Regions from separate parts of the Homo sapiens genome. Here region 2 is linked to region 1. The links are chromatin loops, found by intact Hi-C in ENCODE. Cell type or tissue: endothelial cell of umbilical vein. All regions are shown on one strand. Each heading gives the region's core, and the rest is flanking DNA. Links, peaks and the distances in the headings are about the cores only.

Region 1 (7,775 bases), core at 427-5,426:
TTCATACTTCAGGTAATCAGACTTAGTCCTGCTGACCAGTCAGATGGCATATGTTATCCTGGTCTAAGTTGATCACATGTACCACCTAAGAGTATTGAGAGAGTTATGTCATCCAGTGAACCTTAATGATGTTGCACTAAATTTACACACAGCAAGGAAATATACAAATTCATTTAATATTTTTGAAACCACAGGCAAATTTGGGAAGTATCTTGGAATGATATCAATCTGGATACTTCAACCCCTCATTTTATTAACTATTTCTAGGTGATCATGTTGCTCTGAAAGCTTAAAGGCATAGCTGGTAATTCTGAGGTCAGAAGACTAAGCCATGAAAAGAGAATCCCTGTTGCCCCAACCCATAACCAGGGGTCACTTTTTTTTCAGAGGCTTCTAAAGCAGTATGCTTTCAGGGTGCAGGCTCTCAGTCCCTATTGTTCAATTACATGATTTTGTTTCAAAGCCTTCTCCAGTCACTCTAGAGTCTTCAGTTTATATTATTGGGTATAATTTCCTTTTCAGACCACAGATGTAATCCATGTCCTAAGATGTGGCAATGGTACCAAAATAGTTGCTACTATTTTACAACAAATGAGGAGAAAACCTGGGCTAACAGTAGAAAGGACTGCATAGACAAGAACTCCACCCTAGTGAAGATAGACAGTTTGGAAGAAAAGGTAGGATTGAGTCTCATTCTCTAGTTATAGACATTATCCATACAATGAGAGAGAAATAAATAAAACATCTGATTCACATGATGGAAATTCAGTGCATCTTGAATTAGAATTAATACATGAATTTAATGAATGTCCTCATCTATCTTAACTCTGCAAACTGGAATGTGGCGCTCACGTAAAACTTTTTCTCTGTTTTCTCTCTTAGGATTTTCTTATGTCACAGCCATTACTCATGTTTTCGTTCTTTTGGCTGGGATTATCATGGGACTCCTCTGGCAGAAGTTGGTTCTGGGAAGATGGCTCTGTTCCCTCTCCATCCTTGTACGTCTCTAACTATTGAGGGTAAACACAAGCTTTCCATGGAATCCTGGGAAAATTAATAATGATTGTGAGAATTATAAATACAGACATAAAAAGAGGAGTACAACATACTGAGAAAAGAGCTCCAGTAACAAATATTGAAAGGAGGTATAGTTCATTTCATCTCTGTGACAAATTTATAGCAAGGCACTGAATTTTATCTTTTGGTAGAAATGTGTTTATTTAACACACACACACACCTAATACTACATTCAAAGTATTTTATAAATACTAACCCTTGAAGAAAGCAGTTATATTCCCATTTTATAGGTAGAAATATTATAATAGAGAGATTAAGTAACTTGCCTGAGGTCACTCAGCTCATAAATTGCACTTTAGGGATTGTGCACTCAGTCACTCAGCTATTCTGACTCTCCAGCACCTACAATCCAAAAGGGTGCTGCTGGTCATAAGAACACATATCAACACATTTATTTATACTAAATAACTGTCAACCATTTTCTAACAAAAAGTAAGACTGAATTGACTGATTAGTTCAACAATTAGTGTCATGTTGAGGACTTGCCAATTACAATATACGGCAAGTGTCTTTTATGAATTAAAATGAACTAAACCTTCCACTTCAGGGTTTGGATGAAACTATTTAAAGGACAAATAGAATATATAACACTTGGAAAATTTCAATTTTTTTAACTATTTAAAGTTATGAAAAAATAGACGTCAACAAAAATGTGTAAGGGGATATTAGGTTTGCTAAATTCTTTCACAGACTATAAAACAAAAAATTTTGAGGAACACCTCTCATCATAACTACATTTAAATGAAACAACTGTATTAATATTTTAAATATAATAGTATTTTTCTATTAGATAAAATTTAAGATCTTTGGCATCTTAATGGATTTTTAAACTTTTTATTGATACATAAGAGATGTATATGTTTTGGGGTATATGTGATAATTTGATACATTCAGATAGTGTGTAAAGATCAAATAAGTGGAATTGGGATATCGATCACTTTAAATATTTATCTTTTCTTTATGCTAGGAGCATTCAAATTATTATTTTCTCATTATTGTGAAATGTACAGTAGATTATTGTTAATTGTATTCACCCTAATAATCTATGAAACACTAGGTCTTACTTCTTCTATCTAACAGAATATTTGTATTCATAATGGCTTTTTATCTACCTTCCTCCCCCAACAAATCATTATCCACCCCCCTCCCTCCTGTTTCACTCTTTAAAGCATGTTGTCAACGTTTTCTTAAACTGAATAATAATCACTCATCTTCTGTCAAAGATGCCATGCTTCAGCTGTGACTCAGCAGTTCCTTAAATCACAAACAATGGTAGGTCTATTATTTTCTCCCTGGATACACTTTATCTTCATCCATTTCCCAATGTTTTGTCATGGCTATTTCTACTCAAACACTAATCCCCCATTCTCTAATCACCATTATTAATCATATCAAGTCAATTAGTTTGGTTTCACACTAATAATAATGACAAAAAGCACATGCAGAGTAATACACAAACAAAAAAAGTGACAGTTACTTTTTTGTGACAAGAGCAATATTGGGTATGAACTGATTAATATTAATCTGAGGTGTTGCTACTAGACTGAGGGTTTCCAGGAGTAGTACTATGACATCATGTAAACACATTCAGTTTTCATGTTGGAATCTAAGATGTGTCCCTTCTCCCAAAGGGATTTTAATCATTCTTGGCCTCTCTACTCACTCTTAATCAAAGTGTGGAGGAGGTGGCCCCCACAGCAGGGTTTGGAACCTACAGACCCTGGCCCCTGAGACATGCAGCTGTCAGACAAGCCAGCATGTCAAACACAGGTTAGAGAGACTGAGCTTCCAGATTGCATAGCCATTTCCTTGACTACTGAGTAAAGGCCAAGGCTAAGATTTAGTAAGCCTAGCCCTGAAGCAAGCAAAGAATATGGCAGTGTAATGCAGGTCATTTAGAAAAAAACAATGTTGGGCACAAAGAAAATTTAGATCTGACAAGTATAATTTTCTAAAGACATTATTTCAGGATTAACATCAATTTCTTAGCAGAGGAAATGAATACTATTGTCAGAACCATATCTATATAGTCAATCATTTCCTCTTTTAACGTCTGTCTTGTTCTCTTTTTACCCACCACATATGTATAACTATGTGAAAAATTATATTTGTGCATAATAAAATGTGATAACTTTTTACAACAGAATGTGATTTTATTTTTATGTTTTTCTTCATAAGGTCCCAAAGAACTTCAAGTACTTCTAATATAAGCTGAACTGATTAGATTTCATTAATGGAATTACATATTTATGAAGGAAATACAAATTCTCAGTCCAGGATTTAAGTATTTCTCTTAAAGAATTCTACCTGGGATTATGATTAACTTAAAATAAAGAACCCAGATGTGCCAGCTCTGGGCAGATTTTGTGCCAGCTTTAGGCAGCTTCAGATTTTGAAGCTTTGTGGAGGCAGAAGTCTCTCCATATTCAGATACATGACATTGGCTGTAAGAGCAACTGAGGGCACTAAATAGTGATCACGTTTCAAATACAGAATTTATAATTAATTTTAAATTAATTTTCAGATTTAGTACTAAAGAACTTGACCAGATCAATGGATCCAAAGGATGTGCTTATTTTCAAAAAGGAAATATTTATATTTCTCGCTGTAGTGCTGAAATTTTTTGGATTTGCGAGAAGACAGCTGCCCCAGTGAAGACTGAGGATTTGGATTAGTATGCTTCTTCCAAATTCTCCAAGAAGTAAGAGACTTGTGAGTAAGCTCATATGAGGAAAGAGGAAACTACGGTACCAGAGCCAAACCAGCTTTTAAAATGACTGTGTATTTACATTATCAGACAAATGAACTTGTTTAACAGAACATTCTCCAGTTCCTTGTCTGACGTCTTCTGATTTGATGTTATTATTCGGTCTTAAAATTATACCTGGGGACAAAGGGGAATAGCCATACTATGGCCCTATGATTGTCTCAGAATCATTTCACTGAATTTCTTTGCTTTCTCAAATAAAGACTCCTTTCTTTCATTATTATTATACTGTCACGTGTGCACTAGGGTGATATTTAAATATTTAAAAACTAGGGTGATATTTAAATATTTAAAAACACAGGCCACAGCACTAGAACAAGGTCCAAGAGATGCCTGTTGTGATAGTTGCTGGGTCATGTGGAGGTCTGGGGGATCCCAGGCTAAGGGTCCTGGTAGCTGGGGCTGCAGCACTGTATCAACTGATTTGGAAATATTTTATTTTAGCAAATGTTTGTACCACTGTGAACCAGCTAAGTGTCGCCCTGCACTTGCAAAATAGCTTTTCTTCTCCAACAACCCTATGAAAATAAGCGTTCTTATTAATCTTTAAAATTTAGATAATTTATAATCTAGGCATAATAATTTAATATTTACTTTTTTTTGAGACACTGTCTCACTCTGTTGCCTAGGCTGTAGTATTGTGATGTGATTGGCTCACTGCAGCCTCAATCTCCTGGGCTCAATCGATCCCTCCCACCTCAGCCTCCCGAATACCTGGGACCACAGGCATGCAACACCATGCTCAGCTAATTTTTGTATTTTTTTGTAGAGACGAGGTTTCACCATGTTGCCCAGGCTGGTCTCAAACACCTAGGCTCAAGCTATCTGCCAGCCTCAGCCTCCCAAAATCCTGGGATTACAGGTGTGAGCCACTGCCCCTGGCCAATATTTATGTGTTTGTCATTTATTTAAATTAGTAATATTGATGTTATTGATTTTGTAATCTGGGTATTATTATAAAAATATATTCTCTTACAATTGATATTTTGTTTCCCTCAGAAAAGTCCTAATAAACTGTTTGAAGACATCAAAATAGAAGAACCATTATCTTTAATTATTTAGACCTTTCCTGAATCACAGTTTGTCAGTGTTCCTGCACACTAGATGCTAAATATTGTAAATCTAGGGTTCAAGATTTTTCCTGGAACAAAATTGCTGATTTCAGAGTACTGGTAAAGGATGTAGTTTTCCATTTATCTTCACATAGTTCCATAGCTATATATAGGAAGAAAATAATGATAAATTAGCCTTTGATACTGATTTTGCTAGATCAGAAATCTAGAATTTACTGGAAAATTGATATAATCTAAATTCAAAGTTAGATGCATTTCAATACTTTGACAGTCCTTTGAAACTACCACTTCATACATACCATCTAGTAGCTTCTTATTCTCTAAATATTTAAAATTATCAACTAATCAATGTTTTATATAGGCACCAACAGAAACTCTAGAACAAAGGAAAAATGTCAAGTGTGAAAATTTAGTAAAAATTACAAACAATATATTTAAGCACAACTTTTTAAATACAGACAATTATCATAGTTCAAGTAAACAGTGTTTCTTAGTTCTTATACGGGATTCAAACATAAGTTATATACACATGGATTAAAGAAGAAACTTGATTCTTCCATTTCTCTTTAGCAGTTTGCCCCTGGCATTCTCACAAAGATAAAATTATTTCTTAAAGGTCAAAATCTGTGCCTCTGACTCTCACACATTTGGGTTTCGTTTTATTCCCATGAGAAAAATAAGTTCTTTCATTCCTCTATTTCTAATTAAAAAAATCTACTTTTAATAATTAAAATACCTTAGTTGGTTATTTTGTTCCTATTAAGAAGTTACAGGTTTTTTTTTCTGGTATCTTGTATATTTTAATTCTCATTTCATGTAAACTCTTTTATACTCATTAAAAGAAAATTTCTGTTTCTGACCTTACAGTGCTCTGGATCTTGATCAGCTCCTATTACTAAGAGCTCCCTCCCTGCTGCCCTGCTATCATCATATTATCCCTGACGACCTCTACAGTAGATGCATAAATCCAGAGTTCTCAAGATTCACTAGCCCTTTGTGTCAGAATACTTCATCCTTTGATTCTGATAACTTAGCTTATGAGACAGGACTTGATTCCAGAAATTTTCATCTCTTTCTTTTTCTTTCTTTCTTCCTCTCCTACTGCCCCTACACCCTCTCCAGTCAAAATCCCTGAGATATTTTATTTATATATACAGGTATATACAAATGGTATATTTTTAGGGGAAAGACCATTGATATGGTTTGGATCTGTGTCCTTACCAAATCACATGTCAAGATGTAATCCCCAATGCTGGTTGTGGGGCCTGGTGGGAGGTGATTGGGTTATGGGAGCAGATTTCTCATGAATGACTTAGCACCATCTTCTTGGTGCTGTTCTCATGATAGCGAGTTCTCGCAAGATCCGGTTGTTTAAAAGTGTGTAGCATCCCCACCAACCCCACCCCACACCCTCTCTCCTGCTCCTGCTCCAGCCGTGTGAAGTACCCACCCCTCCTTCATCTTCCACCATGACTGTAAGTTTCCTGAGGCCTCCCCAGAAGCCCAGCAGTTTCCAGCATCATTCTTCCTGTACCGCCTGAAGAACTGTGAGCCAATTAAACTTTTTTCTTTATAAATTACCCAGTCTTGAGTATTTCTTTATAGCAATGTGAGAATTTAACATGGGTTCCAAACATGGCTTCACATCAGATTTACATGGATAGTCCCTTAAAGGCACAGATATTTGGGCCACGCGTCAGATCTATAAAATCAGAATGATTGGAAGACAGAAATGGAGAATCTGTAAGTTTCTCAAACTACACAGGTGATTTTTATTAACACAGCCTGAGTGGCAATGTTTGGATAAATAACCTCAATACTAACTCCCTGAGCAAATAGGCCCAGAGGCGAAGGTGCTGGAACCATCTTCAAACTGGATGGCTCTTTCTGCAACGTTAGCAAATTTGGTTTGGTTTGTGCAGACCACGTTAGGTCAGGACAGATCAGAATTGGGACAGATATAGTGACAGTTCTCAACTATTTCACTGTTGTAATCTTAGCCAACAAGCCCTTACTGAGGGTATTAATTGGCATGGTTGGGATGGACAAGTGATATGAAGTTTGATCTGTTTAGCTCTCTGAAAATAGTTCTCAATTTTGCTGCACACTGAAATTATACTGGGGAGCTTTGAGGAAATACTGATGCCTAAGATTGTCCCACCTCTTAAGATGCTGATTTCATTGATGAGAAGTGTAGCTGGGCTATTAAAAAAATTTAAATTTCCTACATGATTCCAATCTGAAGCTAAGGTTGAAAATCCTTGTACTGAGGTTGGCCCAATGGCCCCTATTTTCAGTAAAATAGCCAACCCTCCATTATATATTAAGAAAACGGGTGAACTAGCTCCATTGGTGATGATTACACATGGTTGAGACAGGGACAATAATGATGATTACCTGAAACTAGGATTGATGGTATATTCGAGGCTGCATACAAGCATATATAATCATACTTGTATACATTTGTATGCACCTGGAGAAGGATTTAGACACATTAGTAACATTGTTTTCCTCAGGGTAGGTATGATGGAGTCAAATTGGGAAGAAGGGGAAATGATACACTTTTGGAATGAGAATCCACTGTGAAGCTGAGGACTGAAATCAAGAGTCAGATTATAAATAGGTGGCCAAAATTAACAATGTGGTCCTCAAGCAAATATAATTTTTTATTCCACAGGTATATTAGTTTTACTGAACAAGTAACTACAAGTAATACACCTGTCTGTCTGACTTCCTAAACTTCCTTCCTTCTTTCTTTCCTTCCTTCCTTCCTTTCCCTGCCTCCCTCCCTCCCTTCCTCCTTTCTTCCTTCATTCTTTCCTTCCTTTCTCTCTCTCTTTCTCTTTCTCTCTCTCTTT
Region 2 (7,775 bases), core at 1,814-6,813, 50 kb after region 1:
GCTAAATGAAATGTTTAATTAGCATAAAACCTAGTTTACCAATATCTTAACAAGTGAATAGGCTGGGCGGGGTGGCTCACACCTGTAATCCCAGCATTTTGGGAGGCCAAGGTGGGTGGATCACCTGAGTTCAAGGCCAGCCTGGCCAACACGGTGAAACCCTGTCTCTACTAAAAATACAAAAATTAGGCTGGGATGGTGGTGGGAGCCTGTAATTCCAGCTACGTGGGAGGCTGAGGCAGGAGAATTACTTGAACCCAGGAGGTAGAGGTTTGCAATGAGCCGAGATTCAGCCATTGCACTCCAGCTTGGGCAACAAAAGCAAAACTCCATCTCAAAAAAATAATAATAATAAAATAAAACAAGTGAACAATAAGATGTTGCCTTGAATTCATTCTACCCACAAATATATGAAATAGAATGCAAAATTGCACATTTTTGGCCCTATAAAAAATGTATACCTGCTATATTCAGTAATTAGATGAAGTTCATTTCAACAAAAATCATGAGAAAATAATTTGTTAAGGATATGCAGTAAACCAAGAACATTTGAAGTAAATTATTACAGTTGTAGGTGCAAAAAGTTATTTTACGTGCAAATTTGATGACACAAATTAGAAATGCTTCTTCTAACCGAACGTGCTCATAGTTAAGTTGCTCCTGGAATCTCATGAACTATTTTTCTACATCGACGTATACTGAGAAAGACTATTCTATGTGGTCTATGATGTCAAGAATATTTTTATTTTTGATAACGAAGGTTCAGTATAACACTTTCTTTTTTTGACGTATACTACCTGCCAGGCTCTGAATCTGTTGAAACTTTTAAAATCCCAGTTGCCTATTTTTTTCATAGTTTTTAACACCACATGGATCCATACAGCAATCGAAAATAGTCTAAAAAATGTATCGGCACTTTTTTATAATACTCCCTTCTCTCCTTTTCCAGATTTCAAGTTCCCATTAATTTCTAGCTAGGCAAAATGTCACACTTTATATTTCACTAGAGTTTTGTTTGTTTGTTTTTCTCATTTCACAGTTCAATTTTTGTCTCATAGGATTTTATCACTGGCAGCTTGAGGAAGATTAAAGGAAGCTATGATTACTGGGTGGGGTTGTCTCAGGATGGACACAGCGGACGCTGGCTTTGGCAAGATGGCTCCTCTCCTTCTCCTGGCCTGTAAGTCTCTGAGTGAAATGCTACAAGAAAAGTTAGAAACATGAGGGAATTCAAAAGTTTATTTCACCTTGTACCATGAATTTTCTCCAAGGGACAAGCAGCATGATAATGTTACAGGCGGCTAATTGGGATTAAAGCTAACAAAATTAAGAGTAGCTTCATGCCTTCTAAGTCTCTCTCCTTCCCAGCCCTGCTTCTATTATCTTATAGAAAATTCACCTCACAATTTGAGTGTCTGATGAATAATATAATTATCAAGTGTGTTTCTTTTGTATCGCTTAATGTTTAGAGAATAACTATTTATTTCCACATTAAGCTTTTCAGATGGCAGTGGGGAGATGGAGAAGCAGAATCAGGTGCCTTCATATTTTGAAAATTAAGAGTCAGCAAAGAGATTCTAATTTAGGGACTGTCTTTGGGTATCTATGTTTTCTTTTTCTTTACATGCTGTTTTTGTTCAAATTATATTAACATTCTTTATTGAGAGAAAGAAGCAGTTACTGAAGAAGGAGGATGAAACCACCACAGGAAGTTGCTGTGTCAACACAAAACAAAACAAGCAGCTACACACCTCTCATTAGTTACCCTCAGGAGCATTTCTGAAACTCCCAAGTCTAACCTCAGAAATGTTGACTTGCTTTTCCAGGTTGCCAGCAGAGAGATCCCAGTCAGCTAACCAAGTCTGTGGATACGTGAAAAGCAATTCCCTTCTTTCGTCTAACTGCAGCACGTGGAAGTATTTTATCTGTGAGAAGTATGCGTTGAGATCCTCTGTCTGAAAGAAATTGTGTTCAAAGTGTTCTATTACACTGTTATTTGGAGCATGCCATTGGAAAACCCACCCCCACCCCCCCTCAAAAAAACAGAACAGTAAACCAAAATGTGGGCCATGAAATTAGCAACCTGGGACTCAATAATACACTTGGGAATATTCTTCCACACCGTCCAGATTTCATTTGATGTTGTTCACATTGCAAGAGTAAAACTTATTTAGAGCTACAGAAGACAAAACCCTGAAGAGTTAAGAACAAACGCAAGGAAATAATTTTTATTGTTTAAAGCCCGGAATGACTGTAACTTTCACACAAGGTACGCATCTATGTTTTTGGGGGAGGTGATGTAGTTACAGCTGACTAATATTTTTAAAATAAATAAATAAATTTGGCCTTTAAAACTCACTGTCTGTGAGATCTTTCTATGCATTTTCTAGGCTTTCAGGCATTATGTTATCAGACTGATAGAAGAACAGAGATACGAATTTCCAAACTGGAAGAAAGGCAGACTTCTATCTGCAGCCTGTAAGACAATGTACTTTTTAAGATTTGATTTCTTCTAGAAAGATGAACTACTAGAAGTTGACATAAGCAGAAGGAATAGTCAGGATGCCAGGATCAGAATGTTCTCCAGAGAATTCTGTGAATTCCCTCTTTCCTCTCAATGACCATGCCTGGCATTCGCAAACCAAAGGGCTCATGGTCTGGTCCCTCAGGGTTAACACGCCAACACTTTTGATTACGTCTTTCAGTGCCTCGATTGCCTCATTGTAAAATAACAGCAGAACTTACTCCAAAATATTGTGTGAGGAGTAGACTGTAAATATATGTCAGTGCTGAGAATAGTCTTGCACAGAGTTGAACACTCTATCAGTGCTTGGTTTTGTTCTCTGGACTACACCACCAATCATCTATACACATCAACCTTTATTTGTGCATCCCAGGCAAAAATGATCCCTTTTTTTGCTCCTCTTGGAGGGATATTCAGAAGTTAAAGTTTATGTGTAAAATGTCAGCAACTCTCTGGAGAGAATATCTGCTTTAAAGTTAATGGATTCTCCTCAAATAAATCTATAGACATTCTCTGCCCTAAGTCTGTAGACTCCCTGAAGCATGGACTATCTTATTCCCTAGAGACCATTAATAGCAAAGAACCCTGTGATCTACAGAAAGAACAGATTCTTTAATTATTATTATATTACTTGTTACCACTTACGTCCCTGCAAGAACGCCGTACCACATAGTAGGTTCTCAATAAATATTTGCTTAATTCAGTATAATTTTATTTAATTCTTCATTTCTCATAAAGAGGAGCTGAGATTCATTAGATTATCATCTTTTCTTCCTAAGCATAAAGGCATCACTTAAATATATAAAGTAAAAAAAAAACCTAATTCTCTGAGTCACTGGAAATCATTTAAATGAAACTAAATATCCTCTTACCTAAATGTCCTTTTACAATGGGTAAGGTTGTGTAAGGATGAGAAGAGCATGTTTTTGTTTATTTACCCTTGACCTAGAGTTTAAATGTGGGAGTTTAAGTAAAAGAGATTTTTCTCTAATTTTCTGCAGAACCTGAAAAAGGAGAATAGCAGAGAAAACACAGCATATATTGTCTCCTGTGTTTGATTTTTACAGCTGACAGCTGGCAGCTGAATGTAATAACCTGGAATAAAGGAGAAACAATAGTGGAATTTACTAGCAAAGACTGTTTGCCTTAAAGATTCTTCAAAGTATTGTCATGGAACTATGTTTAGAGGAAGGATACGAAGCACTTATAATCATTCTTTAAGAAGTACAATAAAGCAAAAGGCAAACATCCTTCAGCTGATGTCATCCCGTAGTGTATGATGCAGTATTTTCAAATTAGAATTTATCTACAGCGCAGCTGACTTCAGCTCCTACAAATCTCCTCAGCAGCGATGCTACTTTCCACACAGATGCTATAGTTGGGTGATTCTTCTCTGCAGGTTGCTTTTGGTCCAGGATACCAAGGCTTTTCAGATACAACACTGAGTATGCCAGTCTTATATCCTAGTCCCACCAACAATGAATTGGGCATCTTAGATCTCTTTCATTGAGTTCTAAGTTAGTCTTAAACAAACGAAAAGAAAACTAAAAATAAAACTATCCTGCAAATGTGAAGAGTTTTTTTACATGTTTGGTTAAAGTACATTAAATGTATAAAAAGTATACATAATAATATTGGTAGAATAATAGTAGATACTATTCGAGCCTAAAAATCTATTCATATAATGAAGCGTGTACAAAAGTCACGCAGACTTTAAATCAGAGGATCCTGATTTGTTTGTAATCTTCAAATACTGTAAGAATCTCTCTACAGAGGAGTTGACTCCCAAATATTAAAGCTGGCCCAGAGACAACCTGCTAACCTACTAGACTTTTCTCCTTGTTCATAATGTGTTTGTATCCTCAAAATAAAAGCTCCCCGTTACTCTTCTCACACTTCCTGCTGTTACAGGGCTCATGACCTGTTTCCTGTTGATAAATCCTGAAAGCTGGTTCAATATCCTCAGGAAAAGAAAGAGCTTATTGTGTACCGGAGATCTCAGCTCTACCAGGAAAGGCTGGGCTCCTCGTTTGACTGTTCCTGCAATTTCTTCAGAATTACATAAACAAGAACCTAGAAAGAAAAAAGTCTCCTCATCCAGAAAAACCAGTTCATACAGTGCCCCTCTCTGATTCTCAACTGGATATTGTTCTTAGCAAATCAGATTTTAAAATTCACTTTATCATTATGTCCTATTCTTAATATCATTTTTCTAAAGTGTGTAGTGAGAATGCTATGCTATACACTTTTTTCTGTTGTTTTGAAATGTTTGTTCACATTGTGATCAATATTGTGAGTTTTGCTATAAAGACAAAGGGATTAAGGGGAAACATGAAGAATAAACTCAGGGAAGGAGCTGAAGTATGTCAAATGTATGCTATTTTTTCCTCCTCACAATCTAAAGTGACACTATCCCTTAGTCCCAGACTTGGAATGACATACCATTCAAAACTCACTCTAGGCAGCTAGACCCTTCACATCAATGGCACTTAAAGAGTGGCTTGTCATCCATCCCTGAGCTAGACTGCAGCCACATAGGATGCTAGGAGTCAAAACTTAAATGAGTGCATGTCTCTGTTTTACAGCTTAGTCCACAAAATCATTTGACTTCCTCCTATCAGTCATATTTTCTTTCTGTAGCAACAAGGCTTACATAACAATTGCTTAACTGCAGGCTTACTTCTCATTTCTTGTTATGTACCTATTATATGAACTACTTTCATCGAAAATCTGCACTCATCATCAAAAATATTTGGTAATAAAATCCTTAGCTCCCCAAAGTAGGTGCCCTTCTACAATTTGTTCATAAATACAGATTTCCAAAGAAGTTTGTTGTTATTAATAAATCAAGTTTAGCCTAACGCTGCCTTTTTACGTATTTTAAGTTTAGCTTAAAGGATTCTCTGTACATAATGTCAACTATAACAAGTTGAGGGGTAAACAGACCCTAGTCTATACTTGTGCCAATCACTGTGCTTTGGCCAATCAAATGTAGCCAACTGTTTGAATTGTGTTCAAATAAGGCAAACTCCGAGCTGTAAGCAATCCAGCTTTTTCTGTACCTCACTTCCGTTTTCTTTACTACGTTTTCCTTTTTCTGTCCATAAATCTTCTTCCACCACATGGCTGCACTGGAGCCTCTGAGTCTACTCTGGCTCTGGAGGCTGCCTGATTTGTGAATGAGTCATTGCTCAATTAAACTCTTTTAAATTTAATTGAGCTGAAGTTTTTTTCTTTTTAACATTGCTTATGCATGTGTATGTGCGCCCCTATATTTAAAAATAAATCACTAGATCCTTTTAAAAATATTTTCTTGACTTCCCTTACATTTTTTATTGCAGTTCACATTATGAAACTGATTTCACATTTACTTTATTTCAGCTAACAGTAACATTATGAGGAAATTATAATTATTTCTACTTCATATGCAGTGAAATAGGTTTCATGAAGTAAAGTGACTTGCCTAATAAGTAAATCAGAATAAGAGGTCTAAAATCTTCATTTTCTAACCACAAATACAGTTTTCTTTGCATGACACAATATATCAACAGAACTTGCTCGACCCTGAAGAAAATTTTAAGGAAATCAACAGAAAATTGAAAGGAAAGTTCTCAAGGAAGAATCCGCAATAGTCTTTGCTAAGTGACAATCTAACAAAATGAAGTTTATGAAAATGAGCACCAATGTGTTCTTTCTATCATATGATTGCTACTATACGTCATTTTACCATGAGATAGATGTTTATGAAAAACAAAACTGAAGCACCTCAGTTTCCACTGTTGAAAAACAAAGATTTATAATGTTATCTTTTCTAGCATAAAACCCTCAAAATTGATTTATCAGTAAACCAATAAACTTGGTGGCTGTGATGGTGTCATTCCCAATGATCCCTGTTATATTTGTGCATGGAGTCGTCTCAAGAAAGAAGTGCCTCACAAAGGAGCAGCTACAAAGATGTCACTGTCTCTGTTCATTTCCCATGACCTGACTGGAAATCATGTGCACTAATGCAACTCAGCTTCCTCATCAACCATGTGTTGATGCCATAAGCTCACCTCAAAAGATTTCATTTTAGGAAAACGTTAAAACTGTTTTCTTGAAGCCAACACGTATTTCAAAGACATCTTATTTTCTCCAGATAATCATGTAATCAGTACTCTTGTAAATTCCCCAAAAACTTTCAGTAAGGCACAATCAAAATAATGACCGCTATCATATTTTGAAAAGCATTTCCATGCTGAATTTTCCCACCAACCATAAGTCCATTGTAAAATCACACACACTTCACAGTATTTACATTTATTATTATTAAATCTTCAGTACCTGAAAGGTATAAATATGGGTCAATGGAAGAAAATAGGAACTGAAACTATTACAGGTGCAGATGAAGAGGCTCACTTTTTTCTGGTCTTTAATCTCTCTGAAGGGAATATCGGGGACGGTAGTTCTGATATGAAACGGAGATGGGGATATATTTCTTTCCTGGGAGAAATTCCTATGGAGGGGAGACAATTATCAGAGTCTTAATGGACACAGGAAGGAATGCTTATAAGGCATTGAGATTTGAGATTCTCATATCAAGTGACATCCCTGTTGGGAAACGGCATGGACAAGGCAGATGGGGTCTTTACTGATGGATTGGGAAGGGACTAGTATGAACTGAAACAAACAAAAAGAATTCCTTGTGTATTTGCTGGTACAATCTGGGAAGTGACTGCCAATTTCTGATGGACTACTTGACTGTCAGAGAAAAGGATGTTACCTCAATGTATTTCCTCTACTTCAAAAAGTTTCTTATTCCACCAAGTGTAAGGAAGACATGAAAACAGGGAGGTGATATTAGACATTGAGAAGAAAGAGAGCTAAAAGTTATCTCTAAGCCAAGAAGGCAGATGACATTATGGGTTTCTGAGGTTGGTTGGTGGCATGTAAATAAGACTTCTTGTGACTGTTAAATACGTGCATAAACCCAAGCTCAGAAATGCTGGTGATCCTGAACAGGAAACACGAGAACCCATTTTGTACTAGTCAGAGAGATAGTCTTTCCTGATTATGTTCCATTTCCCAATGTCTCAACTAGCCCTTGCTTTGGCACCGCCTGGCTCACTCTGCTATTTGTAGTTGCAGAGGGCGAATCAGTCACCTTCGCCTAATGTTTCAGGGGGGACATGGAGGCTCTCTGGCTTCACCATTCCTGCCCTTCTCTCACAGACACAACGCTTCAATTCTTTGCAGTCCTTTGAGAAGATCA

Evidence for each region. A loop is a pair of places that touch in the nucleus more often than their neighbours do. Peaks named below come from ENCODE experiments on the same cell type or tissue, not always from the same donor. Only the 100,000 strongest peaks of a DNase experiment are listed, where the experiment ranks them.
Region 2: a loop joins it to region 1, with 8 times the contacts of the local background. A loop is called at or near these places in 3 of 110 quality-filtered maps.

Annotation. Positions count from the first base shown.
Region 1 is chr12:10,014,730-10,022,504 of GRCh38, forward strand. It overlaps CLEC12B (C-type lectin domain family 12 member B), which reads left to right. Exons shown (of 6, transcript NM_001129998.3): 3 at 1-12; 4 at 523-677; 5 at 883-998; 6 at 3,602-4,067. The coding sequence ends at 3,752. It overlaps LOC102724020 (a long non-coding RNA gene), which reads right to left. Exons shown (of 4, transcript NR_169587.1): 3 at 1,344-1,419; 4 at 157-1,044. Among named protein-coding and RNA genes, the nearest start is that of CLEC12B, 8.0 kb to the left of the region's middle. In endothelial cell of umbilical vein, for the core only: no CTCF peak of the experiment used is centred there; DNase peaks (open chromatin) are centred at 2,422, 2,992 and 3,832; H3K27ac peaks cover 2,888 bases.
Region 2 is chr12:10,063,674-10,071,448 of GRCh38, forward strand. It overlaps CLEC9A (C-type lectin domain containing 9A), which reads left to right. Exons shown (of 9, transcript NM_207345.4): 8 at 1,059-1,180; 9 at 1,827-2,358. The coding sequence ends at 1,959. It overlaps CLEC1A (C-type lectin domain family 1 member A), which reads right to left. Exons shown (of 6, transcript NM_016511.4): 6 at 5,881-7,775. The coding sequence ends at 7,660. Among named protein-coding and RNA genes, the nearest start is that of CLEC1A, 31 kb to the right of the region's middle. In endothelial cell of umbilical vein, for the core only: no CTCF peak of the experiment used is centred there; DNase peaks (open chromatin) are centred at 3,758, 4,438, 5,098 and 5,628; H3K27ac peaks cover 4,136 bases.